Regions from separate parts of the Homo sapiens genome. Here region 2 is linked to region 1. Evidence: chromatin contacts called from ENCODE Hi-C data. All regions are on one chromosome and are shown on one strand. The core of a region is the stretch at or near the end of the contact, and the rest is flanking DNA. Distances in the headings are between cores, read along the strand shown. Region 1 overlaps PTCH1 (patched 1). Region 2 has its middle 28 kb from the start of HSD17B3-AS1.

The links. A loop is a pair of places that touch in the nucleus more often than their neighbours do. Pooled maps may share reads with other maps.
Region 2: a map of head of caudate nucleus shows a loop between it and region 1 (14-fold over the local background). The contact joins two enhancer-like sites. A Hi-C loop is called at or near these places in 1 of 168 maps with a recorded cell type or tissue (head of caudate nucleus), 7 of 37 single-sample maps with no recorded cell type and 13 of 50 pooled maps.

The regions. Positions count from the first base shown.
Region 1 is chr9:95,458,086-95,461,005 of GRCh38, reverse strand. It overlaps PTCH1 (patched 1), which reads left to right. Exons shown (of 24, transcript NM_000264.5): 17 at 1,223-1,406; 18 at 2,713-2,920. Among named protein-coding and RNA genes, the nearest start is that of PTCH1, 50 kb to the left of the region's middle. Within about 2 kb of position 1,670, at least 4 of the 41 ENCODE cell types and tissues checked have a DNase peak (open chromatin) inside an H3K27ac peak, as active enhancers do.
Region 2 is chr9:96,216,531-96,219,450 of GRCh38, reverse strand. No RefSeq gene overlaps it. Among named protein-coding and RNA genes, the nearest start is that of HSD17B3-AS1, 28 kb to the left of the region's middle. RefSeq lists a silencer at 1,003-1,212 and an enhancer at 1,223-1,442. Within about 2 kb of position 1,355, at least 19 of the 41 ENCODE cell types and tissues checked have a DNase peak (open chromatin) inside an H3K27ac peak, as active enhancers do.

The DNA.
Region 1 (2,920 bases), core at 421-2,920:
TTATTGTCTCCCCTTTTTTGCTGGCATTCAAGGTGACAGATTTACAAAGTACATTGTTCAGAGTTGTTATGGAGTGTGAAACTCTGAGCTCACAGCAGCAGGCAGCAGACCATCACGTTTCCCAAGGATGCAGGCAGAGGAGTCTGCCTCAGAGACACCAGGAAAGTGCCCAGGCAGCAGGGCTGGGCGAGGGACCAGGGATACTGTGGGACAAATGGGATTGGGCCAGACCCCCAGATACCATTTCCTCCTCCCGGGAGGGAGAAAGGCGTGCTGCATGCACAGAGGCCACGGGCTGCGCTGTTTGATTCCAGGGATGTGTTGAGGACATGCAGTTGTTACATATCCTGTGGATTAATTGAATCCAGATCCCCGAAATCCAGTTCTCTCACTCTCTCCCTGCTCCTTCTTCCTTCACTCCTTCTCTAGGAGCCGCTGTCACTGGTGTTTTTCATTTTGTTTAAAAAAGACCCAAAGCGAGGAATGAGGCCTGAATCTAAAATAAACAGGAAACGGAATTTTTCTATGTATATAAAACGTACAAACACATACTGAGTCCCACAGAGTTCCCCACCTCAGCAAAGCCCACAAGCCCTCCTGCCGAGGGAGCACATTTGGCCACGCAGAGGACGCGGCGTGCGGAGTACTACGACCTCCGGGAATAAGATCACCTGGCGAGGCTTGAGGGTGTGCACTCGTCCCTTGCACTTTCTGGCGCTGGGCATTTTTTGAATCCACAGGTCATAGGAGGCTAGTGTTAGCAAAATTTATACAGATGTTGTTTTATTTTTATAGCTCTCCTCCATTTACTGGGTGGCATTTCCTTCAGTGTTAACAACAGAGGTTAACTGCACACAGACGTGCATGGGGATTCTTGCCAGGTTTCTCCCCCTTCCCCTCCTATAAATATGTTTCTCCAGATTGTTCATTCTCTGCCTTGGCTGCAGACGGTCTTTTAGCATTCAGATTTAATTGGTTCAGCCAATTCCTGGGCCATCTGCAGAACTGTGTTTGTTATAAACACGCCAGTGATTGCATCCTCCGATAAGTGCACATTGAAAGAAATCAAAGGTGTTCTGATGGGATTTTCGACACTTTCAACAGTAGGCATTCTATTCTTTGTTGTAATGCTGTGCGAAGCTCAGCTTCTGTGCTCTCAAGGCAGAAGTGTGTTTACCCCCAACCCCATTCTCAAAGGCCTCTGTTCTTCCCGTTTTTGTAGTTGACTAAACAGCGTCTGGTGGATGCAGATGGCATCATTAATCCCAGCGCTTTCTACATCTACCTGACGGCTTGGGTCAGCAACGACCCCGTCGCGTATGCTGCCTCCCAGGCCAACATCCGGCCACACCGACCAGAATGGGTCCACGACAAAGCCGACTACATGCCTGAAACAAGGCTGAGAAGTAAGTAGCGTTTTATCGGGAGGTCTGGGAACTTACAGAGGTGCCTTCCCTGGTTCTCCAAACTCAGCAACAGCCTTCATCCGTTGACGCTACCCAGGGTTCAGAAGTGTAAACAGAACAATCTATTTCTTCTCGTTTAAAACTCTGGGAGACGAGGATGTGTAATGGGATACAACCCCCGCACTCTATCACATTGGGAAATCAGTGTCTCGTCTCCATTCGTAGCTTTAATGCTAAGACGTTCATTAGGCGTTGCTCTCACGTGCCAGCTGTTCCCTGTGAACACCGGGGACGCCTCCAGGTTAAGTGTTATTTTACTATTGCAGAGTTTTATCGCTGGGGATTATATGTTTATCTTAACTTTGTCAACTCTGGTGTTGAAGGGATTTTTGGCACATTGGGTCATTCCTATAAGCCACCAAGCACCTGCACTGTGTCAAAGCTGTTTAAACCGGAGCAGAAAAGTCTGTATACAACAGCGTCCTCTTCCTTTCACCTCTCAGCCCAGAGTTTGAAAGGTGGTTCTGTGTGGATTTCATTTGCATTTCTGGTGGAGATATTAGTAGCGTATGCTTTGGATACCGGGCCAAGGGAGGATGTGAGAAAGAAGACGGGTCCCCTTGCAAACATGGCTGGAGACTCAGCGAGTAGTGCTTCCCCGGATCCAGTGCTGCCCAGAGCCCTGTGGCAGGCAGCCAAGGCTTGTCTTAATGAAAATTTATAGTTGAGATTATAATAGGGCAAATCATGTTTAGCAAGTCAACTGAATGACCCCAGAGGGTCTGGAACACACAACGGCAGTAACTAAATGCTTGTTGTGTAAGGATTTCTTCCCCTGTTGCTGAAGACTTAGCATTGCATTAGAAAAGAAGCATACAAGGTTGAAGTTTGTTCAGGCACTAAAAGGATAAGTTAAGCATTTTTCTCAGGAAAGCATGACTCTTGAGTTCTTTTGCTCTTGCAAGTGATTGAATAAAACTGTGTGAACTTGGTATTTTCATATGTGTCAAGGGAACAAAAAAATGTTCCCAAAATGTAAGCCTGGAGTTTTTAGACCCCTCACAAAGAATGACTGCTGGAAGATTAAAATCAAATCTTAAAAAATACACACATCACAGAGTTAAACATTTTTAAACCAAATGGGAAGATCGTAAAGGCCTGGAGGCTATGATCAGCATTGTTTGTTCTTTGTATCATGTAGAAGAGCAGTCAGTAAGCTTTCATGCAAAGTTCTTCTCTCTTTCCATTGAAACTGTGATGCTCTTCTACCCTGGGCTGCTCCTAACCTGTGCCCTTCTCTGTCCAGTCCCGGCAGCAGAGCCCATCGAGTATGCCCAGTTCCCTTTCTACCTCAACGGCTTGCGGGACACCTCAGACTTTGTGGAGGCAATTGAAAAAGTAAGGACCATCTGCAGCAACTATACGAGCCTGGGGCTGTCCAGTTACCCCAACGGCTACCCCTTCCTCTTCTGGGAGCAGTACATCGGCCTCCGCCACTGGCTGCTGCTGTTCAT
Region 2 (2,920 bases), core at 106-2,605, 760 kb before region 1:
CTACGCCCCAGGCACGGCCCCCGCAGGCCGGGCAGTGACCCCGGTGGCCCGGCCCTTAGGGCGTGCGAGTTGACCGTGCCCCTTCTCCAGGACGCGCGGCCGGCGGCTGGGTTTTCGAACGCGCGGCTGTGAACGGCTCCTTGGCGAGGAGGCACAGCCTCCGCAGGCCGGAAGCCACGCGCCCACCAAAGGCACGAGGAGCAGGGCGGAGAGTACTGCGGGTCAGACGAGCGAGGCCCTCGGGGAGGCGCCCAGAGGAGCGGGGCAGCGCGGCCGCAGCGCGGGTCGGGTCCGCGGACGCTGTTCAGGCCCCACTGTGGGGCTGCTGCCCCTGGGCTGCCCTCCGGCTCGGTGGAGCGCGGGAGTGGGGGTGGGGGCGCCTCTGCTGCTTCCACCCCAGAAACCCGGGTCAGCGTTGGGAGCTGCACTGGGCGGCAGCGGAGAACATTAGAAGGGACAGTGTTTGGGTTAAAATCTAACCCTCGGTCGGGCGTGGTGGCTGAAGCCTATCCAACCACTTTGGGAGGCCGAAGCGGGAGGATCACGAGGTCAAGAAATCGAGACCAGCCCGGCCAACATGGTGAAACCTCATCTCTATTAAAAATACAAAAATTAGCCAGGCGTGGTGGTGAGCGCCTGTAGTCCCAGCTACTCGGGAGGCTGAGGCAGGAGACCCGCTTGAACCCAGGAGGTGGAGGTTGCAGTGAGCCAAGATCGAGCCACTGCACTCCAGCCTGGCGACAGAGCGAGACTCTGTCAAAAAAAAAAAAAAAAATCTATCCCTCATGATCTTGCTTTCTGTGCGTGTGTCTTTGCGTCAGGGGCAGGGAAAGCCTGTAGAGCACACATTGCCTAGTGAGGTCTTTACAACACAGGCTTTAATTATTTTCCTCCTTTCGCAGCTGAGAACAGAGAATTTAAGCAACTTGCCCAGAGTTCCAGAGCCAGACCTTAAAGGTAGGGCTTGTGACTCCGCATTAGGAACGTTCTCCTCCCCTGGATGGACCCGATGCCCCCGCACTAATAATCTTGAGCCGGAATTCAGCAACGCAGTGGTGACATTCAACCTTCCGCCTCACGGAGGCGGTGCCGGCGGGGCAGGGGATGGCCGCCAGGGGGCAGTGTGGCTCCGTGCCTCCGCGCCCGCTCCCGGACCCGCGCCCTGCCCCCACCGGCGCTGAGCCCGCCGGCGCTGAGCCCTCCAGCCCTGCTCCGCGTTCTTAGCAGCGTCGCCAGGCGTGGAAGAGGTTGGACTCAGGGCTACGTCTTCCAGTAGTTAAAAAACGGGGGGCCGAGGCCCCCACAGTTAAAGTGGGCGAGAGAGCAGCTTCCAGCATCTATGGCGATGATGGCCTTTTTTTGCCCAGATGCAACCAGGTCTGCCAGTCGGCCAGCTCGCACGGAGGGGCCCACCTCCAGCCCTGGCCTCAAGAGGGACCAGGCACAAACCTTACCTTGACAATGTTTCCAGCAACACTTCGCTGGGACAACTAGTCAGTGTGGTCAACCAGGCTAGGACAACTAGTCAGTGTGGTCACCCTTGTGGCCGTTCTTACGGGGAATTTGGTTATTATGGGGAACTTGGTGAGACTTGGGTGTAAGCCAGTAGTTGCATTAGTTGTTTTTGTAGCTTATCTTGTTTTAGTAGCAGTGATAGTGAGATTTTGCTTGTTTTTTTTTTTTTTTTTTTTTTTTCTTCTGGACTGATCCAAACGGAATGCTGAAGTTCTGTCTCCATCCGGAAGACCTGGGCTGTGGCCTCCCGGCGTCTCTGGGCAGGGGCATCTGCAGGTCCCCACTCTGGTGGGCACCCTGCTGCGAGTCTGCTCATACCCAGGGTGGATGCACCAGCTGCAGCTTTCAGCTGAAAAGAAACACGCTCTGCTCTGGCTTATGTCTGGCTGAGCTCTGGAAGGGCGGGCCCCTCTCAGCGAGCTGGGGGGCCCGCGTAGACGAAGATGACCCGCAGGCCTTATCAGCACTTATCTTTCAGTAAAGCCTGAGAGGCCAGCTTTGTGTCTGGGACCCTGGGAGCTCAGGAGGGCAGCTCGGCTTTTGTTCCTTGTTCTTCTCCAGCTGTTGGGAACTTTGCTGACAGCAAGAATCTACTCCATGGATTCACAGCACAGGCTATGACCAGAGACATATTTTTGTCCTAAAACATTTTTTTTTCTGATTATAAAGTTAATGGCCATTTTTCTTTTCTAACTTTTTATTTTGAAATAATTTGAAGCTTCTAAAAGCAGTTTAAAAATTATGCAAAGAGTTCACATGCACCCTTCACCCACATTGATGCCCTATAAATGCCTTGGTTTATATTTCCCCTCAAAATAACCACAGGCTTGTGACTGAATCAGGAAATTAACATTGATATAGTTGTGTTATCCTCCACAGACCCTCATCATATTTCCCCGAGGCCCATGAATGGGCCTTTGCTGAATCACACCTTGGGTTAGTTATTGCGTCTCTTTAGTCTCCTCTAATCTGGAACACTTTCTCAGATTTTCTTCATTTTTTCATGACTTGGACAATTTTTGAGCATATGGACCAGTTATCTTGTAGGAAGTCCCTGAACTTGGGCTTGTCTGACGTTCCCTCAGGATCAGACTGTTCGGAATCCCAGGGGCGGTGCTGGGTTCTTCCTGGTGCACCCCCCACCCCTGCCTCTGCCAGGGAGCAGCCGTTCCTGGAGATGTCACCTTTATCACTTGGTTAGGTGATGTCTGCTGTGTTCTCCACTGTAAAGTGATTATACCTTGTGGGGGGATACTTGCAGACTTTGTGATTATCTTATTTCTGAAACATTTTAGAGAATTTGAAAAGTATAGTCAAGAAGGGCAAAGAATCCCTCCTGGCTCCCCGCCTGCAGATAAGCACTGTCTCCATGCTGACTCCGTGCTCTTCTTCTTTTCCCTGGAGT